Linked DNA regions of Mus musculus: region 2 is linked to region 1. The links are chromatin loops, found by intact Hi-C in ENCODE. Cell type or tissue: left cerebral cortex. All regions are shown on one strand. Each heading gives the region's core, and the rest is flanking DNA. Links, peaks and the distances in the headings are about the cores only. Region 1 has its middle 16 kb from the start of Mir133a-2. Region 2 holds the start of Rbbp8nl (RBBP8 N-terminal like).

Evidence for each region. A loop is a pair of places that touch in the nucleus more often than their neighbours do. Peaks named below come from ENCODE experiments on the same cell type or tissue, not always from the same donor. Only the 100,000 strongest peaks of a DNase experiment are listed, where the experiment ranks them.
Region 2: a loop joins it to region 1, with 2.4 times the contacts of the local background. A loop is called at or near these places in 2 of 42 quality-filtered maps.

The regions. Positions count from the first base shown.
Region 1 is chr2:180,406,353-180,422,600 of GRCm38, forward strand. No RefSeq gene overlaps it. Among named protein-coding and RNA genes, the nearest start is that of Mir133a-2, 16 kb to the left of the region's middle. In left cerebral cortex, for the core only: no CTCF peak of the experiment used is centred there; a DNase peak (open chromatin) is centred at 9,358.
Region 2 is chr2:180,283,093-180,299,340 of GRCm38, forward strand. It overlaps Rbbp8nl (RBBP8 N-terminal like), which reads right to left and starts at 6,787. Exons shown (of 13, transcript NM_173031.3): 1 at 6,685-6,787; 2 at 1,695-1,829; 3 at 215-257. The coding sequence starts at 1,755. Gm29943 (a long non-coding RNA gene) reads left to right here and starts at 7,603. Exons shown (of 3, transcript XR_867153.1): 1 at 7,603-7,695. In left cerebral cortex, for the core only: no CTCF peak of the experiment used is centred there; no DNase peak of the experiment used is centred there.

The DNA.
Region 1 (16,248 bases), core at 5,449-13,448:
TGCATTTATTGTTTGGGGTCTGGAGTCTGGGCAGTCAACACTGGATTGTATTGTTGAGGGTTAATGAACTTAAACATGTTTGACAGTTGCCAATCATCAATCACACAGTCCCACCTTTGGTCAGTAGGCAGCTCCTTAAATCATCTTCTTAGCCTCGTGTTTCTTCCCTTTTAAAGTCTACCTTATTTGATTTATGTAAAATGAGGTACATACATTTAGATGTGAGATTTGTTGTTGCAATAAACCCATGTGCCTGTGTGGCCACCACAGCGTTCCATCAATTCTGAACTTTCCCTCAAGCGCCTCTGAACTTCTTGCCTGCCCTGGTTCAGTCTGCACTGACCTGATTACAGCTGTCTGGAGTGGGGCTGCTGAGAGAGTTTCATTAGCTGAACATCCTATCACCTTTTGATGGGTGTTTGTGGTCACCCAAGGGCTTAGCAGAAGCAGCCTTGGCCTCCATTCACAAGACTCGGGCCTAAAAGCCAGGGCTGGGACTGTGCTGGGACAATCCACCCTCATTCATGTGATCCAGATTAGTGGATTGGAGAGGCCTCAAGCTCATCTCAGAAAAGGAACAGACTTGCTCAACACCAAATACAAGCTGGACCCAGAGTCAGATCCCATCAGCTACAGCCTGCTTTCTCCATTTTTCAGCCCTGCTTCCTCCAAGCAGGCTTCAGTCTGAGAAAGGGACTCTCAGGTGGAGGCCACAGTGATTCTTGGAAGCTCCATACTGACTGACAGACAGACAGAGACAGAGAGAGATAGAGAGAGAGACGGAGACAGAGAGTCAGAGACAGAGATAGACACAGAGAGAGAGACAGACAGAGAGACAGACAGGCAGAGACAGAGAGATAGAAACAGAGATAGAGAGATAGAGACAGAGACAGAGAGGCAGACATAGAGAGACAGACAGAGAGACAGAGACAGATATAGAGAGATAGACAGAGACATACGGAGAGAGACACAGAGACACAGAGACAGACAGACAGACAGACAGACAGAGGAAAAAGTCACGGGGCTACGCTTGCTGGTGATGTTCCTATCACTTAACCACTCAGGGGTGTAAGGAGGCCATCTGAGAAGCCAGAGTTGTTGAAAGGGAAAGGGACACTGGACAGGCAAAGCAAAGGCTGCTTAGCACCTGGATCACCTTAGAGAGCCTTGAGTTAGCTCCAACCACGCTATTGTCTTGGGGCAGTGGTGGGTGGTAGGTGGCTTCACTGTGCTTTGAGTTTCTTTTTAACAAGTAGAAACATTGGCAAACTAATACTAGCCAAGAGTGAAGTGCATGCCTGTCATCCTAGCACAAGGGAGGAGGACAAAGGAGGACTAGGGGTTCAAGACCAGCCCCAGTGATATAGTTTGAGGGACACCTGGGCTATATGATTCATACATATAATTTAAAATAAAATCAAATGTAGAAAACCAAACAAACAAAAACAAAAGAAAGAAATCTTAACACAAGACAACACAACAAAGCACACAACAAAAGAATGTAACTACCACTACGCACACATTTAAATGTCGGCTACTAGAAATGAGGCAGTGGGCAATTGTGAGAGCTGGCCAACAGGTTTTCTGGCCAGGACCCAGCAGCGGGCTAGCTGTGAAGGAGAGCCTGATGCTGAAGTTTGGCACCATGTTGGGAAAACAGTGGCTCTCCACAAACTTTGCAGTGCCCTTTGGATCTTTGGGACCTGTGAGTGTGAGTCTGTGGCCTGACTTCTGTGTAGCAGATTTTAGTGTATATTCAGAGTGTGTTGTGCATGTATGCTGAAAGATATATGCAGGGAAGTGTTGCTTCTTGAGAGACTGATCACTTGCAGTGTGGGCCTCCTCTGATACAGGAGGAGTCTGAACAGAGAGGGCATTTTCTAAGGATGCAAGCAGGAACATGGGGGCTTGTCTACATGGGGGTATGAGAACATGTGACCTGGATGATAGGGTCATGAGAAGCTGCTCAGGAATATGTGCCCCAGTCAAATCTGAAGGAAGCCAGGCATAGTGGTCCCATTGTTTGGGAGGCAGAGACAGGTGGATCTCTGTGAATTCAAGGCTAGCCTGGTCTACATAGATAGTTCCAAGACAGCCATGGATACATAAAAAATAGACCCACCTCAAGAGATAAAAATCTGAACAGTAAACAAAGTTGTATTCCCACAAGGGTTTGTTTTGTTGTTTGTTTGTTTGTTGTTTTTTTTAAGATTAATTTATTTAGTATCTATGCAGTGTTCTGCCTGTATATATGCCTTCATGCCAGAAGAGGGCGCCAGACCTCATTATCGATGGTTGTGAGTCACCATGTGGTTGCTAGGAATTGAACTCAGGATCTCTGGAAGAGCAGTCAGTGCTCTCAACCTCTGAGCCATCTCTCCAGCCCCACAAGTTCTCATCTTAAAATACTTTATTTTATTTTACTTCTAAATTATTATTTAACATGTAAGAGTGTTTTGCCTGTGTGTTTGTCTGTGTACCATGTGTGGGGTTGGCACTGACTCAGATCCCCAGAACTGAAGTGACAGACTACTGTGAGCTACCAAGAATTGAACACGGACCTTCTAGAAGGAGGGATGGTGCTCTTGACTGCTGAGCCATCTCTCCAGCCCTTTTTTATTTTAAATTATGTGTCTGTGTGTGCATGTGTGCACATGAGTGCAGGTGTCCTTGGAGGACAGTAGTGTCAGATCTTGCAGCTGGACCTACAGGTGGCTATGAGCCGTCTGACAGGTGTTAAGGATTGAACTCCGGGTGAGCAGAGTGCTCCTGGCCTCTGATTCATCTCCTCGGCTGCTAATGAGTGTGTTGTTCTGCTGTCAAAACATAAAGTACACCCCACCTATGTGAGACTGGATGCTGGTCCTTAGCTCTCCACTGGGAATGAACTTGTGCTGACAGTGTGGGCAGAGCTGAAGCCCATCTGTAAACTTCCAGGAAGAAATCCTGGTCTCCTGGCCCAAATCAGTGAATTCAAATGAGTGAAGCCAGAGCAAGGCTGGCACTACTCTGTCAGTGGAGTGTGTAAATCTGCTAATCCTTTCTTTTTGCTGAGTGCCTGTCACACACAAGCTGCATCTCCACAGGTGGCCTGTGGCAGCATAGACCCACTCCTTCAGCACTGTGTCCTGATGGTGGTATCTGAGACAGCCTGGGCAGTCTGGGGGACCCAAACATCTCTGAGCATCACCCCCAACACACAGTGAACTCCAGGAAAGCAGCTGGATATGTGTGAGAAATGAATGTTACCGTGTTTGAGCAGTTGCTGAGGATGTCTGGGTGTGTCCAGTCTGGGATGGGACAATAACAGGCAGCAAGGTGAAGATGAGCAAGATGCTGAAGACCGGTGACTGTAGTGAGGCTAGGAGTCCTCTCTTGGAAAGAACGGGCTCTGGTTAGCAGAGGGGCAGGAGCAGAGCCATGCTGTCTTCAGACTGAACCACTCACCCGACCTCTCTCACCTTTCTCCCACCCCAGAAGAAAGTGTTTCTCATGTATCCTGCCTTAGTGAGGCTCTCGGACCAGTACAGGTCCTTATCATTCAGGAAACACGCCAGAGACACACGTGTGTTATGTCAGCACTGGAAGCATGGGTGGGGGCATGTGTGATTGGTTCCAGCACAGTGGGAACAAGGTCGTGGTTCTGTGGGCTAGGTTGGTTGTTCTGAGGCTGCCACAGGTATTATTCATGCAGGTGGATCTTTTCATGACTACCCAACCAGTGAGCGAGGATGCTTCATCCCCTCAGGCACACTTCTTCATCTGCTCATTCACACTTCTATACACACAGAGACATACAAACGCCACACAGATGCACATCCTCCTAGCAATGTACCTCTACATACACTCACACAGGCACACAATTATACATAGGTGCATACCTGCATAGACGCATACACCCAAGTGCACCCTCACAAGTGCCCTTGCTCACACTCATGCACACTTACATGTTTGTAAACCCGACACACCCTGGCAACCTGGACTCCGAGCTGTGTTCTGGACCACTGGGTCCTTTGGTGTAGAGATACTGACATGACATGGGGAAAATTTGTGAGGGATAACAACAAAATCACAGCCCCTCGAGAGCTGCTCTCGTTCCTGGAGTCAAGACAAGGGGAAGTGACCCCAAGACGAGTTCTTTATGTTCTCATCGGTCACATGGCGTTGCTGGCCCTGCATACCGGGAATTGGGAATCGCTGTCTGTGAGTTGGCCAGATCCCAGCCTGGGAGCCAAGATGAGCTCATGTGGGGGAGGGGCTGCAACCCTCAGCCTCATCTGATCCATTAGCTGCAAGGAAGAGCCCTGCCTGTACAGCCGCAGCTCTGCAGTGGGAGATGACTGTGTGGGGTGGGGGCAGGCAGTGGAGCACAGAGCCACTGGCCTTCTGTGATTTGAGCACCACATCTGCTCTTCATATCAGGACACTAGAGTCTCCAGACTCTCACCCCAAGACTTTCAGCTATGCCCTTCCCCAAATGTGCCCCTTCCTGCTTTCTTGACCTCTCTTAATGAAGGTCACATTAGCCCCTGATCATGTCATAATTGTAGCTCTATAATTTAGAAGCTTAGCTTCCTCTACATATTGCCTCTCTCTTTCCAAGAGGTTTTAGCTGTCCCTGTTAGAAGAACTGTTCGCCTGGGAGAGAGTGAGCAGAGCCCTGTGAAGGGTCAGGTCTGGGAAAGCTGCTGACAGTTCTAGCATGGTTCACTATGGGGCCCTTGGCATGTTGTTTGCCTTATGATCCCTCCCAACAAGGACTGCTCAGATCGGGAGGTGGAGTGGGAACTTCTGTGAAACCAAGTGTTAAAAATGCAGCCACGGCGCAGGCATTTTCAGCACCCAGATGTGGACAGTTCCCCCACCGCTTCCGGCTCACTCCTGCCTCTGGATAAGCCCTGAGCTGGTGGTCCCAGACACACTGGCAGGGATGTCCCAGGGTACTCATTCTTTCTGAGCTGTCCCTGCCTCGGCCCAGCCTGTGAGCTTGCCAGTTCCGAGTTCTCTGCAGGACGACAAACTCACAGAGGAAGACCTTGACCCTTGCTAGGAAGCAACATTCAAGCTCTATCCTCTGTGTCCCCAAGTCCACAGAACTAAGACTTGCTCTGGCTTCAGGGGGACAGCTCTGGCTACATCACAAGTCTGAAGCCAGATGAGAGCAATTAATTTATGAGTCACAGCAAGTTAATTAAAATGTTTTCTTGCTAATGGTTCCTGGGCACAACTTGGAACGAGGTGCTACTGCAGAGATTCCATCTATTCGGGGACTCCCTGGTCTGAAAACCATACTACTGAGCTTCTAATATGCCCCCTGCAGGCAGGAGCTTCTCTCATGAATCATTAATGTGGTGTGTAGTTGCCATTTTGATATGTTAATAATTAATAATGACATACTAATAATTGCTAGTGTGGCTGTGGTTATTGCTGCTGTCTGAATTCTACCCAGGAAGCAGTATCGTCCGGCTCTGGGATGAGGTAGGGACAGCTCAGGAAGGATGAGCAGTTTGTCCAAGGTTAGTGAGGTTGCTGTGGAGCCCCTAGTGCTGGGTGATGCTAAACTCGCTGGAGGAAGAGCCTGTGACCTTCAGGAGTTATCTAGCACCAAGGGCGTCATAACATAGACCATCAGTTAGGTGTATCCTGGAAGGTTGAATCAGAGTCTCACTCCGTAGCCCTGGATGGCCTTGAATTTGCCATGTATACCAGGCTGGACTTGAGAGTACAGGTATGCATTGCTATGCCTAGCATTAGGTGACTCGTGTGCAGAAAGGAATGGCGTTAGGGCTCTGCAAGGGTCAGGTCAGAGTGTAGGAGGCTCTGTGTTACTGACAGGAGCAGTCCTGTGAGGAAAAGCTTCAGCGGCTTGGTGTCTCCGGTTCTTTCATCATCTGCAGAATGGATGCAGAATTGTGTCACCTTGCAGAGGACTTGGAACTGGCAAGCTCACAGCCCTTGGCAGAAGCCGGTACTTGGAGTGGCTGTTATGGGTTATTGCTCTCTAAGGGTTTGCCTCATTTCTTTCCTTGGAAAATACTTATAGAAACGGCCATGTTCCCAGAAGCACCCACCCCACCTGGAACCCCACACTTCAGCTGTCAGGGATGGGGACAACGCTGGGTCCCCTGGGCTCAAAGGGTCAAGGGTATTGCTCAAAGTAGAACCTCATATCTCTGGGAGAAGATGAAGGAACCTCTCTTTCAACCCCGCCCAGTCAACCATGGAGCTCTCTCTCTAGCCCTCAAGTGGGGTCAGGTGGCTGTTAGCACTCAGGGGCTCCAGAGGGGAGCTGGAAAGGGGGGTATGTCATATGGGTTTTGTTTGTTTTAAAATAGAAAGTTTCTAGGTTGGAGAATGTTGTGAATAGGAAAGTCATGGGCCCTGAACAAAGCCACTCACATGGGTGACAGTCTCCCTCCATAGTAACCTTCTCTACAGAGCATTGACAATTTCTCTATTCCATACATAAGAGGCTGAGGCTCAGACACATTAGATGAATTCCTAGGTCATATAACCACAAATAAACTAGGTAAATGGAAGATTCCAGGACTAGGGTAAACCAGGCACCCCAACCTTCTCCCTGACAGTTGCAGAGTATGACAGGTGACTTCCACAGGCTCCCAGCCAGCAATGATCCTGTGGCACCCTGATCTCTCCCCTTCCACTTCCATCCTGCCTCCCTGCGGTGTCTCTGTCCCTTTGCTGTTACTGTCCCAGTCACTTCTCTCTCTATCCCTCGCCCTCTTTCTGTGTCTGACTTTCTCTACCTCTGGATTTCCCGAGATGCTTACCAGAGACCCCAAGAGTGTGAAGCCCATCTTCACTGAGCACCTGTGCTCACTGGAGCACACTCAGCATCTTATGTGCATCTTACCTGTATTCACTGTCTTCGACCTTAGGGGCTAACTCCTATGTCTTGGCCAAGCTGGGTGTGGAGAACAAAAGCCCTTGGAACTTGCATTGCTCCCTCTGGGAGCTTTTTCAGCATGGCCTCTCACCATTTCTCCTCCCTTACAGTAGAATCTTGGTGCCCGAGGGGCCTTGGGCAGCCTTTGTCCCAGACCCACCAGGTTTGCTGGAGAGAAAAGGCATAAGGACTTAGGTTCCATTAAAGTGGAGACATTTCTCCTTAATGGCTGCCTTTCACCTGCTCTTGCAGAGATTTACAGGCAAATGTGTCTTGGGCAGAAGCCATCTACATGGAGGGGAAGGGGCTACTGTGCAGAGATCTGCATTCCCTAGCTCTGGGGACAGCCACAGACTCTGTTGGCTCAGTACCAGTGCATACTTCCAGGTAGGCTTCAACCTTCTTGGGGCATGCAAGTGGCAAAAGGGGATGTTCTGTAGCCCTGGCCACAGGCCTGTGGATACACACTGTATGGTTGCCTGACCCCATACTTAGACATGTTCCCACCTGAACACAAAGTTCCCCGTCTGGAGGAAGCTCCTGGGCCGGAGTCCATGGCCAAGTGATAGTAAGGCTATGGATTTCTTACCTTGAATCAAGGCCTCAGTTGTAGCTTCTAGGTCATCACATGACTTTTCCTGGGGTAATATGAATAGATGTCTGTTTACCATGGATAGGGTACCAATGACAGACCCAAGACAAAAATCCCTCCCCAACCTGAACTCTGTGAGCTTGTTGAGTTGCATGAGTGAGGGGTTATTTACAGAATGAGCAACTTAGATGTATTTGCATCACTGTAAAGCCCACCCCAGCATGGATAAGGACTTGTGGAAACAGCATCTTTGGAGCCCCCTTCTCAACTTGCAGGCAGTTCCTCCCAAGAGTCCTCTCTCCCCATGACTGCGCACTGCATATGTAACCTTAGGAAGGGGCTTTGTGTGTCTTGTAAGTCTGGTGAAATTCCTACTTAGGAGCCCTCCTCCCCCACTTCCTCTTTCTTTTCCAGGAGGGAGTGTTTCAAGTTAGAGGAGACAGTTACAGGTCTGGGAATCACCTGCCTTTGTGGTATGTAGGATGTTGGTGTGGCTTCCACCAGAGTACCCACAGCTGGGGCAACTGTTCTGAAGGTGTCCAAGAAGCTGCTGTGAGGCAGGAAGCCGTTGGCTCCATTTTGTTTCCTGCTTCTCGCTAGTTTGAGTGTTAAGCCAAGGAAATGGCTAGAGTTGGAAACCTCATCTCAGCAGGACAGAAGCTCCACAGGAGGCCCTGGTCCAACTACGGATGTCCATATGGCTTCTCCCCAGATCACTGAGGTATCCTAGTAGTTGGTCAGGTCTCACGGAGATCTATACTCCTCTCTCTGGGAGTTGCCCACAAGCATCCTTTGGATCCTTTGCTTTGGTGCCTGGTGCTTTGGGCATCTGACTTTCTCAAGAAGACACTTAAGGGACTTCTGGCAGAGTGGCATTAGAGGGAGTGACTATGTGCTGTCTGAGAGTCAGGTCCACAGAGCTAGGCTACCAGCTCAAACTTCTTGTGGAAGTTGTCAAATGACAGCCTCTTGTGGAAGTTGCCAGATAGCAAAGTTGCTCCTGATACATTGTGGTGCCCACGCCACCCCTTACCAGCCCAATTTGTAATCCTTCAAGACCTCTAGGTTAGGGGAAGCCCACTCATGTCTCCATTGAATGAGTGGCCAGGAGTGTTTGAAGGCTAGACCATGGCTGAGGCTGGAGTGGAGATGTGGCAGATATCGAGGGAAGCAGAGGAAAGGTGTGTGATTTAGGGGAGTCTTCTTTGTTTTAAGACAGTGTCTCTCAGGCTTTGAAACCCAGTCTCTAAGGACAGAAAGGGACGTGGTAGTCTCAAGTTCTTCCAGCTCTGTAGAATTAGGGAAGAAAGTGGCTCTGACTATGGAACAGTTCCCAGATCTCTCTTTTCCCCTAGAATTCATGTCTGATTTCAGTCTTTGTCCTGTGTGAGTCAGGCCTTTCCAGACAAACAGAGCAAACAGGGTCTATGTCTATACCCATTCATTTTTATCCATCCATTATTGATCTATTCTCTGTGGTTAGTCCATAATCTATCTGTCTACCTATCTGTTTGTCTGTCTATATGTATCTATGTATCTGTCTATGTATGTATGTATGTATGTATGTATGTATGTATGTATGTATGCATGCATCTATTTATCTATCTATCTATCCATCCATCTATGTATCTATATCTGTCTATCTTATATCCATCGATCTACCTACTTATGGGCACTGTGTTAAGTGTCTTTAGCATATGAAACACTCAGCAACAGCCAGATGGAGTTTGAATGTCAGCTGAGCACCTTGGGCAGATGAGCTGACACATAAAACTGACTATAACACTCTCTCACAGTGATGGGGAGAGGGTGTCTTCCAAATCCTACTCAGAGACTGAGGCTTTTTATAGTTCAGGAATTAGGTCAGATTTTCTGCCCAGGTTTTCCAGGAGGCCCAAGATTCGGTACTGATGAGATGCAGGCGTGTCTGTGAGGCCTGGGTGTGAGGGAGCCTGCAGGCATGGCTGTTCCTGGACAGGCACCAGGGCTCCACCCATGCTCATCCCTTCACTTTCTAGGAAGCTCTTGTGGCTTGGCCTGGCCCTGTGCCAAGAACAGGTAGCCCAGCATCTTTCTGGATTCATAATCCAGCAGGGAATCAGGAAACCTACACAGGAAGACCAGGTAACAGTGGGGCTCACGAGGAGTGTTAATTGCCTGGTTTTGTTCAAGGAGGCCTCCCTGAAGGAGGGAGCATGTAAAATGAGATTAAAGAGGTTGAAACAGGGGAGCTCCTCCCCCACTACCCCCAGGCCTGCTGTCTACCTAGGAGTTGGAGTATCCTCTAGGCCATGGGGCTTTGTGTAAATGTGCCCTATTATACACTAATGGCATATTCTGCAGGATTCTGAGGCTCCTTTCTCTGAGATGACTCTAGATTGTGTCAACTTGACACACAAAACCAGCCGGTACAGAGGCCAAGGGAAACAGAAATAGTCGATTGGGGAGAGGGAGGTAGCTACTCATCTGGGCCAGACAGAGTGAACGGAAGGAAGCTTTTAAACTGGGGAGGAAAGGTGTCTAGGGACCTAAAGGGACCAAATACTGTACAAGTTGAGGTACATCCGTGCCTCAAAGCAGGAACAGTTCTGGAGAATACACACAACCATGTATGCACCCCTCAAATACCTGAAAATATGTGTCATGCTCCCCACAAACACATACGTTCACAAGCATGTGTCCTACAAACACATTCCACAAGTACATACTGTTTTATGTTGTAAAACTCTTCCCTAAGACCAATGGGGAGTGAACTGCACAAAGTAATTCCATTTTGTCCTGGGTATAGCTGATTCCACCCAACTATCCCCTTGTCCCATGGACAACAAAACATAATATTCCCATGAAGTCACACCGCAGCTTCAGGGGATGGGGTGTTCACTGTTTTACAACATAAACCTAAACCAAACTGTTTTAATCAAATGAACTGAAAAATTTGAAACTTCTGCCCTCTGGCAGGCCCCTGGTGTGCTGTAGGTGTGATTTGGGGATTTATAAACCCTGCTCCACATCTCTTAGTGGTTGGGAGGTCTTTCATGTGTGAGCCTGCTCTCAACTGCCAGAAAATAAAGAACTCTTGATCTGGCCTATATGGAGTGGCTTTTCCTATGTCTCACATGGTTACAACAACACTTGCACATGCATAGCCCATAAGAGCCCACGTGCACGTGTGTGTCCACATGCACACACACACATGCACAGACACATACACACACATGCACACACACACATGCACAGACACATACACACATGCATACACACACACATACACACAACCCACACCTACCCACCAATGCGCACACACATACACACACATGCACACATGCATGCACTATAAATATTATAGATCACACCCTCCATATAATACATACCCCATAAGCAATACCACAGTCAAATACACCCCCACTACATGTTTGCATCTACATCCACAAGCACACCCCCAAAGACATGTCATGAGCAAGGCATATACATCCCTGCACACCCACCCCAGGCACACATCACACAATGCATGCTCGTCCCTCCCAAGTAGGGTCTATCAACTACACTGACACAGCAACTGGAGAGGGAAGGTTTGGTGCGGCCATGTGACTTCAGCCTGTGCCATCCAGGATGCTCTCGGCTCAGGTCCATCTCTTGCTGACTCTGCTGTGGTTGGGTCTTGACTGTCACTTTGACAGGACTTAGAACCACTTAGTAGGCATAGCACTGTGTATGCCTGTCGGGGTGTTTCCAGAGAAGTCTAAGAGGCAAGACCCATGTGAATATGGGCAACATCATCTCATGCAATGGGTTCCTGGGACGAGCCAGCAGAGCAACCAGTACTCATTGCTCTCTGCTTCCTGGTTGTGGGCAAACTGTGACGGGGCTGCCTTGTGCTCCTGTCAGGTTGCTTTCACTGCCGTGAAAGGCAGGACCCTCAAATCACGGGCCAAAATAAAACTTTTCTTCTTAAGCTCTTTTTGTTGGGGGTCTTTAATCACAGCAGCAGGGGGAAAACTAAAACGGAGCACTTGTGGTGGGTCCACAGAGCATGCGCAGCTTGTTTCCAGCACCACGGAGAGCAACCGAGGGGCTTTCCTTGGGCACGGATCCTACCGGAGTAGTGACTGCTCTGAGCTCTGGCGGACAGGAGGGCAGAAAGCCAAGTCAGCCTGGGCTTTCAGAGCATTTTAAGGATGGTTTTATGCTTCTTTCTGTCAAGACAGAAAGCACTGCAGGGGCTTAGGTAACAGCTTCTTGTTACTGACTGATATGAGACAAAAATGGACAGTCTCATTTGGGGCATGAATAACCAATTTCTTACAAATACTCCAGGGTTTTGAATCAAGTTTTCCGGTAAGGATGACCTCATCAAATTCATCTTCTGGGGGTATTTTGTGAGAAATTCGTTCTATCCTGGCACCTACCTCTGAGGCAGGCTTCCTCCCTGAAACCCCCCCACACACACACACACAACCCACACACACACACACACACACACACACACACACATTAAAAGGGAGACTAAAGGAGAGGGAAGGGAGTAACAGACAAGGCTGAGAAGCAAGCAGGCAAAGGGGATGGATTCAGAGTCTGCCTCAAAGCTGCTCTCCGCAGCCACCTGTCAGTGACCAGCCTGTGAGAGGGGCTCAGGGCTTCTTAGCTCTTGGGTACTTGAGTTTCATGGTTGGCATCGACCATCCACTCAGAAATGTGGGAATATGGTGAGATAGTCTCATGTAAGGACTTTTTTCAAAGAGCCAGCTTCCCCCGAATCTCCACCACAGGGATTAGAGCTATCCTCTACATGTGTTTCCTTACACAAACAAACAAACAAACAAACAAAAACAAGCCACAGGGAGCCTGGAAGCCATCTGAGAGCAGAGAAGTCTTCCATCCATGGTGGATTTGCCTGCACAGTTGATTGTCTGTGTCAGTCAGATGGGTATAGACTTAGCCAGATCCAAGATACCACAAAACCCCTGTCTCCACCATGAAGAATCCCTGGCTGGTATTCTGAGCAGAGCTATCCCAAACAACTCCACTGCAGTCACATGAGCTGATGCTGAGATACCTAGCAGTGGCTAGAAAGGCTGGGAGGCCGACATCATCTCTTCTGTACTCTCACAGCAGGATGGGCCTCACGGGAGCTCACAGATCCTCCAAGACATCCAAGTGAGTAAGCAGAAAGCCACATGTGTCTGTTTCAGAGTGGATCCAGCCCATGACTGGGTAAAGGATCCTTAAAGTGGTAGCCTTAAAGCTGAGGCCTTGCCCTGGGATATAATGACCTCAGCCTTGAAGGCTCAGCCTTAATGGGGTGTCTGAGTCTGCCTGATGCTTTCACCCACCACTTTTGCTAATGTCTTTGTACCAGCTTGAGAAGCACCTAACAGAAGGAGGCTGCTAAGGAGCCTTCCTGACCCCTGCAGGGGAAGTCAATCCTCCAGGGGACTAGGACCATGGGGGAGACTGGGACAAGTGAACATAGGTAACTCTGTACCAACTTCCTCAAGTCATATGACAAGCTGAGGGCACGGGTGGCAGATTCTCCTCTGCTTCTTTCATTTTGCGTTCAGTCTGGAGATGGGGTGGGAGGTCCCATTAAGACTGAGGGTCAGAGCCAGGAGACTGCCTTGCTCTTGGAGGTCTGGGTCAGAATTAGGTTGGCTCAGGCCTGAGGTGGAAATTTCTAGTTTCTTTGGAAAGTCAGTTATGTCAAATGATGTTCTGCTGGGGCACACAGGTGAAAAGATGTCTTGCTAAAGCAAACAAACATGAGAGAATGTTTTCCTGAAGCAGACACAGGTGAAAGGATGTTTGGACATAGCAAACACGTGAAAGGCATGTATTGGCTCGCCTTACATAATGTTGAGCTCAACTTGTGGTAAACCTGCCTGCCATTGAGAGAAACTCGCCCAAGAACTAACTGCTCGTGAGGTTCCAGCAGCAGCTCACCTCTTCAGCGGCCTTGCCTCAGTCCAGTTAGTGAGCCTGATGGTTTCTTGTTGGTTCATGCCTGGTGTCTGCCTGCCTAGAAGACTGGTCTGCAGCTGCTGAATCGAACTTGGTGTTTGCTATGGGACTGAACTGCTGCCGAAGAAGATCAAGCTTGTACCCAAAGGACCGTTGCTGAACAGTTCCACTTCCTCCATATCCTAATAACTTTTCTCTTCCACCACCTCTATTGGGTGGTGGACTAAAGGAGAGGTTGAACCCTTATTAAAAGAAGGTTGCAAAAAAATTTATGCCTACACGGGCCCTGTTCCATAGGAGCTAGCACTGAGCAACTTCATGGGACCAACACAAGAGGCACTTTGAATGAACAATCCAGAAAATGGTGACTCCAGAACCAAGTTTGGGACCTGGAGCTGAATGTGTCACACACAGCCACACAGCAAGTCCTGGTCACATAGCCTGAGCACATGTGCACATGGGTGGATGTGAGCCTATGCACAGCAGGCCAGGGGCAATGGAAGTTTCACTAGGTATAAAATATTAAATGTGAAACAGCACCCAGCTTACATGTGTACACCACAGAAGCACATGTGTGCATGCATGTAAACACACTCCTGCATGTGTAACACTCTATGCATGACTATATGCACACTCAGGTATGAAATACATGCATGTCAATACACAGACACACACACACACACACACACACTCCAAAACAAACTTGAGTTTGTAAATTCATTGCCCTGATCCTGATGAGACTTGATGTTCATATTTTGTCTCAGTTTCTTGCCTGATTGATGTAGGGGTGACTGGGTGGAGCCTGAGTGCGCAAATATGCAGAGCTCATAGTACTAAGCTTTAGACCCAGAGTCCAAGGCAGCAGGTGAGACACAGGTCAGAATGGTGCAGGGCTAGGTACAGAGCTGACTGTAGGAGGCTAGAACTGCCACAGCCCTGCAGGAGGCTCTGGCTGTGGCTCCATTAGTGGCTATCTCCCAGCAAAGCCAGAGATGACCAAGACACAGTAGGAGGGATGGGACACAGGCCAGGAGCCTGCTCACCCTGCCTCATCCTGCCAGGTGGCTCTAATATGGCCTAGTGAATAATTCAACACATATACTCAGACAGATGGGGAGCCACGGGTGCCAGACCAGGCCAAGGGCGAGCAAGGCGTAGATTGAGGAAACACTCAGGGTTTGGCTGTGCCAGACAACAGGAAGAGCCCTGTCTGGCCTCCCAGACCCTTCCCACTTACATGCCTGGCACTTTCTGAGACCTTTGTGATACTGGTTGTATCACTGGTTACATGACGTGTGTCTAGACAGGGTTCCCTGCCCTAGGACAAAGTATTCTGCCATCCTGACTGGGCACTCTGTGGAGGAGAAGTTACAAGATCTTATGTTCCACCAGTCCAGTCTGTCTTTCTACTTGACATGAGTTCTCTAGAAGAAAATGTTCCAAAGCATCAAACAAAATGGGGTCTCCCACAGTTCCCTCGAGGGGTATGGGAGCAGTGGGATGACAGATCAGGTGGCCCCTGAAGATCCACATCTTCCAGTGTTCTCAAGCATTGACTGGGGTGGCTGTGTGTAGGAGGGGAACCCAAATCCTCTAGAGTCCTAAAGAAGTGTGTCCCATGTATTTTTCATTTGCTTCCTCAGCCTTCGCCCTTGAACCCTCCACAAAGATATCTTTCAAATTCCAATCTGTGCGGAACACAGGCTCTGAGTGTCTGGAGTCCCTCTTGCTGCAGGACTTCACAGCTGGAAGATCCTGCAGGAAGCAGCCATAGTCAGCCACTCATAAGAAACAAGGATCCCCCTGTGGTGTTAAGGGAGCCAGGTCGGCTTCATAGGACCAGGTGGAAAGACTGGGCGTTGAGTGTGCCATAGGGGGACTTCTTATAGCTTTTCCTTCACGGTGACAAATAGATTCCCACTCTCAATTCCCTTCCCTACCCTGTAGTGGTTCTGAAACATTTGGGCCTATGTAAGGGGGGGGTCACTCTGAGCTGCACCCTCGCACAGCCTGAGACCCTCAGTGAGAAAGAAGCTGGAACAAGAAGCCATGGAAATGTCTACTAATTCTGAGTGCCCTACAATCCCCTGAATCTCAGCCTCCTTCAACTTGGAACATTGACACCCAGAGGACATGGGTGGCTGGGACTTCTAAGACTTTCCACTTCTAACCTCCTCCAGGTGAGACGCCAGCTCAGCAGACAGTATGAAGAACACTTTTTCTTTGCTGTTGTTGGTTTTGTTTTGCTTTTGTTTTTGTTCCTTGAGACAGGACTCTACATATACCTAACTGTCCTGGAAGTCACTCTGTAGACCAGGCTGGCCTTGAAGTCCTGAGTCCTGGGATTAAAGGCATGTGCCATCAGGCCTGGCTCAAATAGCACATCTTCAATGGGGCTCAGTGCAAGTGCCTAACTGCCATATACCACCTGACTGGGAATGACGCCCCAAGAAAATCTCCTTTTGAGGGAGTGTATCTGTTTAAATGCATAGCTTCCCACACAGTAGGCTCAAACTATGACAAAGCATGACCCAAGAAACCCCACTTCACTAGCTGCATGTGGTCGTACACATCTGTGACCCCTCCACCCCCCAGAAATTTGAATCGGAGGCAGATAGAAGATGAGTTTGAGGCTAACTCTTTGCACAAAGTGTCAAGGAAAGCCTCAGCTATACAGCGAGATCCCTCCATCCCCCCCAAAGGACTAAAAGTTTGTTACAGCTCAAGAGAAGAAAGGGGGTATGCTCTCATCTCCCAGGTGTGTGTGTGTGGGGGGGTGCGGTCCACAGGAGCA
Region 2 (16,248 bases), core at 5,031-13,030, 120 kb before region 1:
CTGATGTCTCAATGGTCTGTCACTTGAGTAGTATGTCACCTTGGCCAAGGGACTCGCTGCCCCCTCCCTGCCATGCTAAACCTCAGTTTCCCTTCTTCATTTGGGACACTGGGTGAGCTGCCATCCTGGGACCTCATGGGCAGTGTTGGTGACTATGGCTTGTGGGGATAGCTGCCCTCCCATCTGCTCCTCTGGCTGGGCTGGGCTCACTCACCGGCACCGTTCTGAGTTCAGTTCTAGAAGCTTGTTCTGCAGACCTGGCAGAGAGGACAGAGAAAGTGCAAGTCAGGCCCCGCCCAGCTGCCCCCTCACAGCCGGGGTAGGGCTGAGGCGGGCCATGGAAACTCTTGCCCTGGTTAGCATCTCCAGACCCCTGATATCCGCCTGACTCTTGGAAGCAGACCCTGGGAAAGGTGTGGAGAGGACACCCCATCTACACCTCTGCCCAGATGTCCTGGTTTCCTGAGCTGTGGCCTGGGACTCTAGCTTAGCATCTGATTAGAGGTTGGTTCTAAAAGTGGCTGGCCATCTGGAGGGGCAGAGTATCCAAGAGGGGCTACTTTTTGAGGGGTAGGGAAGGGAAGCTACATACACCCTTAACTTCTCCTGGACCTGTCTATTGGGTGCATAGGATGGGTTGGGTAGATCTGGTACCTGTCTTTTCCTACTTGTTAGGTTCTCTTTAGTCTTCAAATCAACATAATCTCTTGGGGGTGGGGCTAGCCATCTACTCTCTCAGCAGCTGCAAGTTCTTAGCCCCTGGGGTTCAGAAGCCTCTGCCCTTCCCTGAGTTCCTGTGTACCCAGCCAAGTCCATTAGGTATAATGAGGGTTGCCTGCCAGCCCAAACCAATTGCCAAAAAAGGTCCACTCCTCTGTTAGGGAGTGGCCTAGTCTCCTCTTGGTCAGTGCTGACTCCAAGTCTCCCAAGCTCAAATCCTATTAACCCTAGCTTGAATCCCCAAGTGCACCCAGTAGGCATTTTTTTTTTTCTGTTGCTTCTGGAACATTCCCCATAACACTAGCTGTGTGATCTATAGGCTTTCAGAGCAAGTCCCACGAGACCCTTCTCTCATTGACACAGTTCTTTGGGAGCCAGTGAGGCTGACCCCAACCAGGGTAGGTCCAGGGATTCTGAGGAAGACTTCTTCTCTGAGGCTTGGGGGAGTGTCTTGCTTCTTTGACCTTCATGTGGCCCTTTCCAAAGGCCACCAAGGTCTGAACTGTAATCGCAGTGAAGTGGGTCAAGGGAACTCTGACCAGTGAGGAACTTATCAGGGGCTGGAGGGAAGGAGGAGGTCTCTGTTCAGGATCAAAGACACTTTATATGGCCTTAGGACCCTCTAGAGTGAGCGACCTCTCCCTCTGGGTTATGAGCTATTAGGCTAGACCTGCCAGCCTTCTGACAGGACACAGCAGGGACATGCTTGGGGGCTGGATGTAGCTTGTGGTCATGAGGTGTTGCTAGTGACCCCTCAACATGCCCCTCTCCTGATCCACACCATAGGGCATGGTCTAAAGATATTCTGGGTAAGGGGGTCTAGGCTGGGCATCCGAATGCTTTGCAGCTTGTGTTCTCCAGTCAAGGTTCTGTTCTCCAGACAGACTCCCTGTGCTTTAGAGAGGATACTTGGAAGTTCCCTGACAGGCTAAGACCCCCAAGACCACTTTCCTATGAGCACAATGTTCACTCACCCAGGACCTCTTTCTCATGGGCTTCCTTCAGCCTGTTCAGCGACTCCATGAAGCTATCCATGACTCCTTGTACGATGGCCACACTGCACTGGCTGTGAGGAGGCCTGGGACCTCTACTGCCCTTCTGTGTCCAGCCTGCAGAGAGGGGAGTGGGAAGAGGGTTGGTTTAGGTAGGGGCTATAGTCTGGAAGGTATGTAAACTTTACACACGTGGGGCACATCTGCTCCCTGTGAGGGGCTGTTGGGGGGAGAGGCAGAGAGTGAACGGATAAAGGCTGGGGATGAAATGATTAATACTAGAATATGCATGGGGTCAGAGAATTGGGTATAAGCCTTGGCTTCTGGAGGCTGGGCTAGGGGTGGGGAAAAGAGACAGTTGGGGATCCTGAAGTATAATGAATTCCACTTCACACAGTGGCTCCCGTGGCCACAGGAACTCACTGAGCAAAGACAGCTACACCTATGGAACGAGGAGAGAAACCAGGAAGGAGATGAGCTCCCAGACTGGTTTTACAGACTCACCTGGCGTTCAATTGCCCCATAGCTGGCTACAGTGGTAGAGGTGACAGTTGGTGGCTCTGTGTTTGGTGGGTGAGCAATGTGGGAATGAAGAATTGGGAGACTAACCACCCCAAGGCTGAGGGCCCCAGTCTTAGCTTACGGGACTCTAGTTGCCTTTTTCTCTCTTGATTTCAATACAGTTATCACTTTCAACAGAACCATCTAATTCTCAAAACATCTCAAGGGATTTCTCTCCTAGTGGGAGATCTAAGGTTCAAAGAGATTCCATCTCCATCTTTTTCACTGGGGGTCGGGGGAAGTAGATTTGAATTCAGACCTTGCTCATTCACCCGGTGTGAGCCTGGGATGTTTTCCATTGGGCCTGTATGCTCAGCTGTGTAGGCTCTACCTTGCTAAAGGCCCAGAGGGTGAAACCAGCTGGCTGGGACAAACAGGGCTAGGAAGGGGCTGAGCCGAGACACCTGTAATTCCACCCAGACTTGCCCAACGGGTGGCTCTTCCCAGGCTCCTAGCACCTGCTCTATGGACTGAAGCAACTCTTGCAAGGGATCCTGAGGTGCCTGTAGGCTTGGGAGATACCTATTTGGGATCTGGGTCCATATGCTGCCTTCATTGTGCATTGCGGCCCATCTTTAAGCACACGGCTTGGCTGTGACTCTCAAGGTCCCGAGGGCAATCTTGCATTTTCTGCTGTTCACTGGCTTAGTTCCCTCAGATGTAGATGGTGCATGCATCCTACCCAGGGACCCATGGCCACGACAAGACCAAGCAAGATTGTCCTGTTGCATATTGGGTAACAGTGCTGTAAACCGACAGCAGATACATATGACTCAGATGAAGTAGACCCTACCATGCCTGGGTCTAGCTCCCACCAGTCTGGAGTGTTGGGGGTTTAGGCAGCGAAAGGAAATGGAGGCTCTGTGAGTCTAGGCTAGAGATGGTGACCAGCAGCTTGGGAATGAAGGGAACTCTGCAGGTGAGTGTGGGTCCTTTTAGAAGCCAAGGCTGTATTTTGCATCCAGGTGTAAGGAGCTATGAAGGGGACCAAGCCTACAAGAGTAAGTCTTGGTGCCACCTTAAATCCAGAAGGGTGATACCCAGGAGAGTGTGAGGGTTTGGACCTGTGAGGTGATGGGAGTGAGCTGAGACCTCAGGGTCCTCAAGAGGGCAAGGGGACCCCTCACTCTCGACATCCAGGCTGGAAGGTCTGTGAGGCACCGCATTCTCAGGAAGGAGGGGCTGAGGGACAAGGCTGCTGGATCGGCCTCTGCTCCATTTGTTGCTGCTCCTTGGGCAGTTGAGGAGGCAAGTACAAAGTTGGGAGCAGCTGCCACCTACACAGACCTTCAGGCCTACTGTTGCCTCCCTTTGTCTGTGAGGAGTCAAAGCTGCCGAGAGGAAGGAGGCTGGATGTGAGGTATGGCTTCTGTGTGGACAGGTGGAGTGCTCCTCAGACCAACTCAGTGCAGTTCCCGGGAACCAAATAGAGCATGCCCCTGAGTTGAGCGCCTCCCCTGTCAGAGCCTAGGAGAGAGAGCGCAGCAAGGAAGCCTGAGGGACAGCAGAAGCCTTCTGTCACAGTCCTCACAGGGAAGACACACAGTAAGCTCTACCTGCTTCCCAGGAAGCCTACTTGAACCTCAGGTTCCCTCCCGTTCCTGCCCCTCCCAGTCCCTCACTTGCTCCAAGGATCCTTACACATCTCAAGGGCCCCTATTTGCAACTCGGGGTCCCCATCTACCTCCTAGGCCACCCATGTGCTTCGTGAGGCCTCCAGTACTGCAAGGGCCCTTACTTTCCTCTCAGGAGCCCTACCTGAACCTCAGATCCCCCCACACCTGTTCAATGGGGCCCCTATCTGTTCTGTAGAGCTCCCACCTGATTCTCAGGGTCCCCACCTGCTCCTCAGTCTCACCTGCCTCCAAGAGAGCCCACCTGAACCTCAGACCCTTCACCTGCCCCCCACAGCTCCCCTTGAGTGGCCTCTGAGAAGAGGCAGGGATTTTCCAGTCAGTCAGCAGGTCAGCAGGCTGAGGTCCCCGAGGAGAGCTCCTACCTCAGCCCCGAGTGCTGGCCTGGGCTTTGAATAGGCTTCTTGTCCTTCTTAGTCTTGGGTCAGTTGCTTTACCCCCTGAGCCCATGTTTCCTCATCTGGGGGTAATGACGCACCCTGTCCTATACTGAGTTTTCTGTGAGACTGACTCTCACTAGTATTAAATGGTCCAGGCAGAAGGCAGGTGGCACAAACTCTGTGTGTGACAGAGGGAACCCTGAACCTCTTATCTCCCTCACGTATAGACCCCTGGCAGCTAACAGTGCCCTCCCTCATTATGACCAACCGGAATCTCACAAACAAAAAGACCTTTTTTGGGAAGTCAGATCCATTCCCGAGTTTAGAGAAGAGGCCTGTCATCAACAGTGGTCACAAAGTGCTTACTAGTCCATGGGTCTTGGTGACCATTCCCAGGGAAGGTGCCATCCATTCCTTATAGATAAAGACTCATGGTCCCATCTGTGGCTCCCAGTAAGACTAGTGTCATTTGGCCCAGTGGCAAAGCCCAAGTGTTAGGTCAGTGGCCATATCTGGGTGTTGTTCTCTGGGGCAGCTGGAGCCCTGGACTCCTCCTGTTGACTGGCCATGTCACTGGTGGGTAATGGCAGCTGACTTCATTCCCTCTCAGGAGTGCTAAGTCAGAGGAGGCCAATGACAGCCACCCTGTCTGATTGTCCTTAATGCCTAGCCCCCTGTCTTTTATCAGGCCCTCAAGGGACGAGGACTCTCAGCAGACCTGGTTTTGTGTCTTTAAGGATGGTCTGATGGTCTGGTCTATTCATCTAGACCAGATGTGGCCTACGTAGCCACAAAAGTCAGCATTGACCACAGCGGTGGTAACAGCAGCAGTTGCTGTTGCACATTGTACCTCTGTACCTATATTTCACTAGGGATTTTCTGGCTCAGGCAAGCTAACATCGTCCCAGCGTTTAGCCAAGGAAGCCAAGCTGTTACTTGGCCTACCTTGGCAGGGCCAAGCAACACCACCAGAACGTGGTTGGAGCCCATTTGACCTTGGAGGATGTACTGAGCATCTCATGCTATGGAATCAGCCTGCAGGCATGGGGCAGACCAGAGGCAAGAAGGCAGAAGCTGGATTTGAACCAACCAGAGTCTAGCTGGTCCATCTCATCTCATTCTCTGTGTGGGATGCTGCTGTGACGGACAAAGCATCCCACAGTGGTTTCAGACAAGCTACTTGTCTGGTTGTGCCTTGGTTTTCCCATTCATAAATCTGGTAGTGGTGACTGGGGAGGCAGAAGGAGCCTGGTATGTAGCGGGAGCTTCCATGTGTGCTCCAGAGAGGGCTGGGCAGGGAACACAGTGCTTCTAACCCATGTGTTCCCACATCTCATCATGGTCACCCATAGAAGCTCCTATTTGATAGAGACTTGAGATCAGAAATGTTATATATCTACAATCACCAGCTCACACGAGATATGGCCTAGACACAAAAAGACCTCCTAGCAACCGCTTTGGTCAGTCGGGTGGTGGGCTTTATCGAGAGACGCTTTCTTGGTGGCTTTGGATCTCTCTGATACATAGGCCCCGATAGACAGGCAGCCACCACAGACAGAACAACGCTTTCAGTTTGAGAAACCCACATCTGAGTCCATGCCCAAAGTAAACGCCTTTGCACAAGTTCAGCCCATCCCCCCGCCACGCACACCCCTTGCACGGGGTTAAGGATGGCTGTGTACACACAGGCAGGTGGGCACGAACATTTGCACGCCCCATGCTTGTGCGCACACTGCCTACCAGGGCACAAGTAAAAAAATAAGGCAGCTTAGGTAACAGGTCAGGTAACAGAGGGCCCTGCAACCTGACTCCCGCCTTCCAGGCCTGGGGGCGGGGGACGGAATAGGCTAGTGATTGATCTTACTGTCTCCCAATGCCTGCTGAAGTACTTAGAGCCACTGCCTCAATCTTAGGGCCTGACAATGTCCCCAGGCATGCTCTGAGCTATGGGTGGCTGGACCTGGCTTTGTGCTCCTTTCTTTTCCGTGGCTGCAAAGTCTCTGGACCCACAAGGAAGGGGACAGTGAGTGATCCAAGACACAGTGCTGGCCACCAGCCTATTTCTAGGTCCTGGAACCCCTTGCAGAGATGGGGGCCACAGTGTCATACCTGGCTTTGCTTTTGCTGCACCCAAATTGCTGCCCAGGAAATCCTTGAGTCTTCCTCCTCCTTGCTTGGTCCCCAGGACCAGGCATCAGGTAGTCCTCCATACCACACACAGTGAAGGCAGGCCAGCCTGCCTGTCCCTGCCTCCCGCCTCCCAGGCTTTCTGCTTCCTGTCTCCGGCCTCCTGCTATGAAGCCTGAGCTGGGTCTCTAGCCCCCTTGGTGAGCACCCCAACGACTCCAGTCCACCCGGCTCCTGGAAGGGCCCTGTCTGCTGTAATCGTGTACTCACATGGCCACTTGGCCAGCCTTGGACCTCCAGGGGCCTCGGTCCTCAGTGATCCCCACCCGGGAGAGATAGGAGCGAGCAGTATGAACTTGCAAGACAGAATTTTGACCAAACCCGCCTGACAGGTTTCCGATTCTCCCAGCCGGGAGCTGCAAGGAGGCAGGGACTGACTAAAGCCGCCAGACTGGTCTGGCCATCTCTGGGAGAGTGGAAGAACCGGCTGGCCATGTGCATAGAGCTGAATTGTTTCTCCCTAATCCGAGCCGCCTGGGTGCCTCAGCTTGACCATCTCCGCAGCATCCTGTGTGACTCTGGACAGGAGTACTGGCCAGCCCAGAGCACAGGCAGGCTGTGTGGGCCTTTATGAAGGAAGGGGAGATGCTGTTGGCCTTGCCACTCGGGAGTCAGATGTTTAGAGGACCCTTATGCTATCTACATCCAGCTTGCCTTGGGTTGACCTTGAGCAGGTGAAGTTTTCCTGTCTAACCTTTATATTTTTAGTCTGCGGCCAGAATGACATTGGATAGATAGAGTTCAATAGTCCTGACTTTGTGGATTAAACAAACAAAACAAAACAAAACAAAACAAAACAAAACAAAACAAAACAAAACACCCAGGGTGTGAGCCTCTGGAGACTACTATTTAGAGACATCACTGGGTCTGGGGCTCTGCAGTACCCATTGTGGCCTTCCTGAGACAGACAGCTGGCTTCTGCTCATTGGTAGAGGTGGTTAGGGGCTAAGCCTCAGGTTGTGGGTATCACAGTGGATGGGCATCTCTGGATTTCAGGATGACCCTGATGAGTAGAACCATGGCGTGACACATAGGGCAGGGGCTGGCTTGGACAGTGACATTGTGGCTGCACTCCTGCAGGAAACAGAGTCCTCTGAGGCTATGGATGCCCTGCCCCCTTCTCTCTCTCGCTCACGTGCCTTTCAACATCTCTTACTCCAGCTTGCCTGACTCTGCCCAGAAGCAAGCAGGCTCCCTCGCTCACACACGGAGCCACAGAAGGTAGGTAATGAGGGTCTGTAGAGCAACCACGTTGACTAGGAGAGGAGGAAGTCTTGGGTCTTGAAGGATAGAAGACTTCCTGCTGCTGGCAGCTGGCCCTGAGCTTAGGGTGAGAATGGATGGTCTTAGGTAAGGATGACTGTCTAGGCTCCAGGAAGAGGAAGATTTTAGGCTATAGAGCACTAGAGACACATTGCATATTCTTTACCTTCTGTCTGGACCTTTGTGAGAGGTGTCTGCCTGCTCAGCACGTGTGTATCTGTTCGTTGCATGGGCTCCACAGGAGGGAGAGGGCATGTTCCCTGTGGGCTCAGCCTGAGAGAAAGGGGACTTGTGTGCAAGTAGACAGAGGCTTTGCCTGTTTTTGGCTAATGTCTGAAGTGCACCCCCCCCTCCCCCAATATGTTGACTTCTTAACACCGAGGCTGTAGTACTTGGGGACTTGGGTGGCAATCGGGACATAAAGGACAGAGCCCCATGAATAGCACCAGTGCTCTTACAGAGAGCAGAGAGCTCTGCCCCACTTTGCCAGGTGACACAGACAGAAGGTTGTCATCAGATCTGCTTTTGGACTTTCTTCATCCAAGACCACGAGAGGTATACCTTTGTCTTCTGTCGGCCCTAGCCTAAGACATTGTGCAGCAGCCCCTGGCTCAGCCAGGTCTGGTGCACAAGTCTTGGCATTTGAAAGCAGCTGGCTGTAGTTCCTCAGCTCGTGACTGTTCGATAGGTGCTATGTTGTGCTATGTGTATGGACTTTTTCTGATGTGTGTGGCAGGGTCTACAGGCTAGAGGCTTTGTGTATCTGTCTAGGGGACTGTACATACATTCCTGGGGGCTGTGCGTGCATGCCTAGAGGTTGAATGTGCATGTCTAGAGGCTGTGTATGCATGCCTTGGGACTGTGTGTGCGCATGCCTGGGGATGTGTGTACATGCCCTGGTGTGTGTACACAGGTCTGGTGAATTCTCTGTGGGGAGGAAAAGCCACATGCTTCATGCCAGCAGTGTAGGCTTATCTCTCGACCAGAGCTGAAGTTTGGACCCTGCAATTCTGTCCCGTTTCCTTGGTCCCCAGGTCCTGCCCCAGCCAGTTGAATCCTAGCTCTTCTGTGACTTGGGTCACAATCTCTCCGGGCCAGGGACTTGTCTGCACAGTATGCTTTGTAGGCAGCTCAGAAGGAACCCTGAGGTGAGGTTGCAGCTAAAGCTTTTGCCAGGGTCTACCTCAGTAGGCACTCAGCTGTGAGACCCTGCTTGGGGCTTGATGGATAAACAGGGAAGTGGTGTTAACCAGTGTTAACCTGTCAGTAACTTAACAGAGACTGCTTTCTCAGAGGTCAGTTCACACACACTGGCTCTGCAGCCCAGCAGCCAGACTGATGTCCTGGCAGCTGTATTTATTTATAACCAATTGCAACTGGGCTGGCCAGGGAATAAACAACGGAGCCAAGCTCTGAAATGGAAAACTCCTCGCTGATCCAGAGGCTGGGTTCTGATGTCCATGCCTCTGCTCCACGTGAGATGGCGCAGACTAGGTGGTAGAGAACAGGATTTCCTCAGACAAGCAGCCCAGGAACTGGCTTCTTGGGTGATGGGACTGTCAGGTTCTTGGTTGTGGTTGTGGGTGGACTCATCTGGGCATATTCATCCTGTAATTAAACACTATTGGCTTAGTTTAATACAACTGGACTTTAATGGCTGAATTTTCTTTTTCTTTTCTTTTTTTTTTTTTTTTTTTAATTGTGTTGGGGGTAGAACCCAGGGCCTTATACATGCTGGTCTGTGGTTCTGCATCCTCTGTTTTCTTCCTCTCAGCATGTCCAAATGCAGCACACTGGGCTGGAAGGATGAAGTGGAGTCTGGGCCAGGCAGGATCCTGGTCTGGCTGGGAGTGAGGTGGTGGGTCAGATGGAGGGGTGTGTGTGTGTGTGGGATGGGGGATAGGGGTGGTAGGGGTAGAGGGTGGGAAGTAGGGGGTGGGAGTAGGGGGTGGTGTGGTGGGGGGGTAGGGGGTAGTAGGTGGGGGTAGAGGGTGGGGAGGGGAGAAGGCCTTTTCCTGGGATCTTTCAGGCAAAGGCCTTCTCTGAGATTTTCAATGAAACGGCTCTCTGAGACGACCTTAGCTTGTGCGTATTTCTTTATTGGGGTGGGCATGTACCCATACACTTTATTTGGGGTGAGACAAGGGTTATATAGTTTTGGGAAAGGGGGTGAGGGTGTGGTCAAAGGTCATTGAGTGAAGACTAAGGCACTGAGTTGCCTCATTAGCATGGGGAGGCATTTCAGGAATCCCAGGTGGAGGACTGCACCACATTCCTCAGGTGGTGTCCCGGATCCTCCAGAGAAGTGGAAGCCCGGAGGACAAAGGGAGTCCGAGCTCAGGGCTGTCCGTAATGTCAAACTTCCACCTTGGCAGCAGGGTTTCCCTACACTGGTCCACCACTAAAGCTACATTCCCAGCTCTTAAAAAAAACAAACGGAGGAGCTGGGCGTACGAAGCTCAGTTGTAGAGTGCTTGTACATCCATGAAGCCCTGGCTTAATGCCCAGCAGTACAGAAAACCAAGTGTAGTGGTGCAAGCCTCCATGAGTTTGAGGCCAGCCTGGGCTACAGAAGACCATGTCTCAAAAGAAATATTTTTTTATTTTTTAAATTTGAGACTGGGTGTAGCTCAGGCTAGTCCTGAACTTTTCCACTGGGATTACAGGTGTGCACCAGGCCTAAATTGGTCTCCCCCCTTGCCTCCCTTCCTCCCTCCCTTCTTTTGTTTTCTCCCTGCCCCCTTCCTTCTCTTTCCTTCCTCCCCCCCACCCCCCTGACCCTTTTCCTTTTTTGTTGAGAAGGAGCCCTGCTATGTGGTCTAAGTTGGTTTTAAACTCCTGAAATCAAGTGATCTTAAGAACTCCTTACTACAGGTGTACACCATCATATGAACTAATAAAATCAGGCTTTAAAAAATTAGTAAAGAGGGCCAACGGGAGCAAGTGGGGTTGACAGGAGTGGGCAGGACTGACCGGATTGAGCAACCTTCATTCCCAGCAACTACACGATGGCTTACAACTATCAGTACAGCTACAGTGTACCCATATACATTTAACAAACAAACAGGCTAAGGGTTGTGGCTCGGTTGGAAGAGTGCCTGCCTAGCATGCATTAAACCCTAGGTTTGATTCTGGGCACTGCGTAAACTGCGTGGTGGATCATGTCTTTAATCTCACTTCTTAGGAGGTAGAGGCAGGAGGATCAGAAACTGGGCGTCATCCTTGATTACACAGATAGTTTGAGACCAGCCTAGCATACATGAAGCCCTGACTCGAGGAACATATAGAGCTACATTTTAGAGTAGTGCTAGGGTCTTAGCAAACACAGCCTCCTCCACTCAGACTTTCTCCCTCCAGTGGTCCTTGTCATACCGGAGCCAACATCTACTCACTGTGACCTTGTTAGCAACTAAGTTGGGGAGGGTGGTACTTAGGGACAGGACACGGAATTGTATATATTCAGCCGCCCACCTCACCTACTGGTGACATCCATCTGGATCCTAACATCACCAAGGGACCTTTGACCCCTTCTCCTGTGGTCATGTTTGGATTGGGTGTTGGAGAGCATCATCGTGGTACCCTTTGTCCTCACCAGCTTTGCTGGAATGGTTGCCATGGTGACAGTGATGCTAACAACTGCCTTGGTCCAGCTTTGCTGAAGGCCAAGTGATATCCCCCATAAACCTTTTCTGATTTACAGGTGGGAAAACTGAGGCCAGTGAAGTGCCTTCCCCAAGGACCCTCCCTTATGTGAGGGGGCCCTGGAATGAATGGTGGGAGCATCGTGAAGGTATACCCACAGCTCACAAGCCGCAAGGCGGGGTCAGGCCTAGGACTCTAGTTCTATTCTTATTGCTCACTGAGTCCTTTTGTCAAACTTGCTTCACTCTCCCTGGCTCCCAGTCTGCCTGGAGCTGCTGGTCTGGAGCCCACCAGAGGCTGTGGAGGTGGAGCAGATGGTGGGGCAGTCCTGTAGCCTCTGAGTGGATGAGGTTTGTTTCAGAGCCTCGGAGCTGGTAGGTATACTGCTAGTCCCACCAGACCCTCTCCCTCTTCTCAGTGACCTGGAACTATTTAAGGCTTAACTCCTCTTGGTAACCTTCAGGGCAGAGGCCATTTGATGTCCAGCCTAGTTGACTATGTGGCTGATGAGGTCTCTAGCATCATGGCTGTCTTTTTGTTTGTTTGTTTGTTTTGAGACAGGGTTTCTCTGTATAGCCCTGGCTGTCCTGAAACTCACTTTGTAGACCAGGCTGGCCTTGAACTCAGAAATCCGCCTGCCTCTGTCTCCCAAGTGCTGGGATTAAAGGCGTGCGCCACCATGCCTGGCTTTTTTTTTTTTTTTTTTTTAGATGGCTGTCTTAGTTAGGGTTTCTATTGCTGTGATGAGACACCATGACCAAAAAGCAAGTTGGGGAGGAAAGGTTGTTTGTTGTTTGGTTTTTTTTGTTTGTTTTTTTGTTTTTTATTTGATTTTTGTTTGTGAGACAGGGTTTCTCTGTGTAGTCCTGGCTGTCCTGGAACACACTCTGTAGACCAGGCTGGCCTTGAACTCAGAAATCCGCCTGCCTCTGCCTCCCAAATGCTGGGATTAAAGGTGTGTGCCACCACGCCTGGCTTTTTTGTTTGTTTGTTTGTTTGTTTTTGGTTTTTCGAGACAGGGTTTCTCTGTATAGTCCTGGCTGTCCTAGAACTCGCTCTGTAGACCAGGCTGGCCTCGAACTCAGAAATTTGCCTGCCTCTGCCTCCCAAGTGCTGGGATTAAAGGCGTGTGCCACCACCGCCTGGCCTGTTTGTTTGTTTTTTAAAGATTTATTTATTTATCTTATGTATAAGTACACTGTCACTCTCTTCAGACACACCAGAAGAGGGCATCAGATCCCATTACAGATGGTTGTGAGCCACCATGTAGTTGTTGGGACTTGAACTCAGGACCTCTGGAAGAGCAGTCAGTGCTCTTAACTGCTGAGCCATCCCTCCAGCCCCAAGGGAAGGGCTTATTTGGCTCAACTTCCACATCATTCTTCATCATCAATGGATGAAAGTCAGGACAAGAACTCAAGCAGGACAGGAACCTGAAGGCAGAAGCTGAGGCAGAAGTGGTGGAGGGTGCTACTTACTAGTTTGGTTCCCCTGGCTTTCTCAGCCTGCTTTCTTAAAGAACCCAGGACAACCAGCCCAGGAATAGAACCATCCACAATGGGCTGGGGCCTCCCCCATCAATAAGTAATTAAAAATGCCTTACAGCCAGATTTTATGGGGGCATTTTCTCAATTAAAGTTCTCTCCTTTTGGATAACTCTAGTTTGTGTGTCAAATTGACATAAGACCAGCCAGCGTGACTTGCTCAGTTGTTAGCATGAACTCCTCCTGTGCCTATACGAAGCACCAACCCTCTCTGAGCACTCAGGTTAGTGGATGCCTCACCAGACCCTTCACCCTTCCTGGGTGACTTTGAGCAAAACCTGAAACCTGTGGAGCGGGAAGATGCTGTGGAGTCAGAAGTTGCCGTGGCGGTAAGGCCTGCAGGAAGTATTCTTGGAAGTGGGCTGGTCCAGGAGGCCAAGCTCTCCTCACTGCCTTAGGACTTGAAGAGGCTTTGCTTGCTGTTCTGAGAAAGTGTGAAACTTACGATGTCTCAGGGGTCTTTTGCATTGGAAAGTGTGTGTAGGAACCCCTAACCCACAGCTTCTTATTCCTTGCCCCTTTCCATATTCCGGGCAAGCTGGAGCCAGAGAAGTCCAGTGCCTCCTATCCTCTGGAAAGGGCCTCTTTCATATTTACTATGTCCACCCAAGATCTGAGCAGGCTCTAGACACCTCGCATCTATTCATGAACCTATCCACACATCCATCCATCCACCCATGTGTCAGGAGATGGCTGGTTCTAGGATACAATGTTGTGCAGTGTTGGGGCAAAGCATTGGTCCTGACAGAGCACAAGGTCTGACTACAGTACACATGCTGTGTGTTGGAGTGCATAATACCCCCCTTACCCCATGTATTCTCTTTATGTACACACTCATGTACATAGTCCTTGATAGTTTGAATTGTCAATGACAGAGCCTAGAGCCAACCGAGAAGGGAGCCTCAATTGAGAGGTTGCCTAAATCAGATTAGCCTATGGGGGATTGTTTTGATTATAATGAAATCTCAGATTATTGTAGGTGGCACTGTTAACTGGGAAGGCGGTCCTGGGCTGTTTGTATAACAGCTATCATGAACGTGTGAATGAGAGAGCAAGCAACATCCTTCAAGTTCTTGCTCTGACTTCCCTCAAGGATAGACTGTGACCTGGAAGTATAAACTAAATAAGCCCTTTCTTTCCTCAACACAAAGGAAACTAGAACATACTTAGTTACGGTTGTAGATTGGATTTTACTGCTGTGAACAGACACCATGGCAAGTCTTATAAAGGACCACATTTAATTGGGACCACTTACATGTTCAGAGATTCAGTCTATCACCATCAAGGCAGGAGCATGGCAGCATCTAGGCAGGCATGGCACAGGAGGTGCTGAGAGTTCTACATTTTCATCTGAGGGCTGCTAGCAGAATACTGGCTTTCAGGCAGCTAGGATAAGGGTCTTAAAGCCCACACCCAAAGTGACACACCTACTCCAACAAGGCTACACTCTCTAATAGTGCCACTCCCTGAGCCAAGCATATACAAACCTTTGTGCATACAACATATCCCCTTACTCCTGGGGGTGGTGTAAGAGGGGCCACATAGGGGAGCTGTGTGTGAGGTTGATCCTCACCAGCTTCCCCCTTGATTTCCATTTTTTAAAAAGATTTGTTTATTTATTATATGTAAGTACACTGAAACTGTCTTCAGACACTTTCTTCTCACTCCGGCCCTGCTCGCTCACTGTAGCTGTCTTCAGACACCCCAGAAGAGAGCATCAGATTTCATTATGGATGGTTGTGAGCTATCATGTTGTTGCTGGGATTTGAACTCACGACCTTCGGAAGAGCAGTCAATGCTTTTAACCGCTGAGCCATCTCTCCAGCCCCCAATTTTTTTTTTTAAATTAAAACTTATGGTCTGGACAAATGACTCAGCAGTTAGGATACAGGGTGCCTTTCTCTGGGTTCAATTCCTAGCACTCACATGGTGGCTCTTGAACAACCACCTGTAACTCTAGTCCCTTGGGCCCTGTGATTACCAGGCACACACATGGCACACAAGTACACATGCAGTGAAAACAGCCACACACATTAAGTAAACGAATTATAAAAACTTGCAAATAAAACTATTTTTCATCATCATCATTATTATTATTATTATTACTATCTTGTGGTTCTGGGGATTGAACCCAGAACCTTGTACATGTCAAACAACTACTGAGATACACCCCTAGGTCTTTTCTCATTTTAAGATAGAATCTTGTTAAGTTGTTTGAGCTGGCCTCATTTGTTTAATTTGGATTTTGGTTTGGGTGATATTGGGATGGACTCTAGAGACTCTCACACCCTAGGCTGTGTGCTCTACCACTGAGCTACATTTCTAGGTCCAGCCTTGAACTTGGAGTTCTCCTGCCTCAGCCTGGTTCTCTCTCCTATCAGTTACAATTAGGAACTAGATGCTTGAGATGTCACATGCAGTCGGATGTTGTCCCCTCCATGTCTATCTGCAGAAGCTGGTAAAGGGCGGGGCTGTGGAGTTCAGGTCCTACAAGATTGGAGGGTTCCATGGCCTTCCTGGAGGATAAGCTAGGTGGACCGTGTCTCCCGGAGGAGAGGGCAGTGTGAGTCTTCAGGGACACAGGCCAGTCCACGGGAACAGCGGCTACATGTGAAGAGGCCCTGAGTGTACGGATGGGAAAATCTCCATTTTCCAGACTGAGAGAGGGGTGTGACCCATTTCCTCTGTGCCTAGCTGTTCCTTAGAGCCCAGGCTTGAATTTAGGATTAGGATACTGAGGCAGGCATCATGGGTGGTTGTGGTGAGTACTAGTGTAGGCTACCCTCTGTCCTGTAGTCATAGGATCACACTGAGTATGCTCACTGGTATCTGTTTACAGCCTGCTACTATTGGTACTGTGTGCAGACTGGGGCAGGTGTGGGGTTCCCTCTACTGAGCTCTCACTGTATGCCTTCTGGGGATAGGGTTGGTGTGCCTTCTACTGACTGCCCACTGCGTGGAGACTGGGGCAAGGGTAGTGTGTCCTTGTTGCACGTAGTTTCTCTTTACCTGCCTTTGGTCTGGGATTGGCCTCACTACCAGCCCCCCAACCGGCTTCTCTTGAATCCTTGGACAAAAGACACATACACAGTTGTTCATGTTCAACTTGCCTTCTTGGCATAATTGCTGGGCGCTACTATCTCCCACCTGGAAAAGCATGCCCTTACCAATTTCTTATCTTTGCTTCTCCCACCTGCCCTAAACTTTAGTGGCTCAGTGACATCTACGCCCTGCTAAATGCCCCTGGTCACCTGACTACAGGAGTGGCCTGTGTGGCCAGTCTGTTATGAAACATCATATGGCTGGTCAACTTTTCTTCATCAGA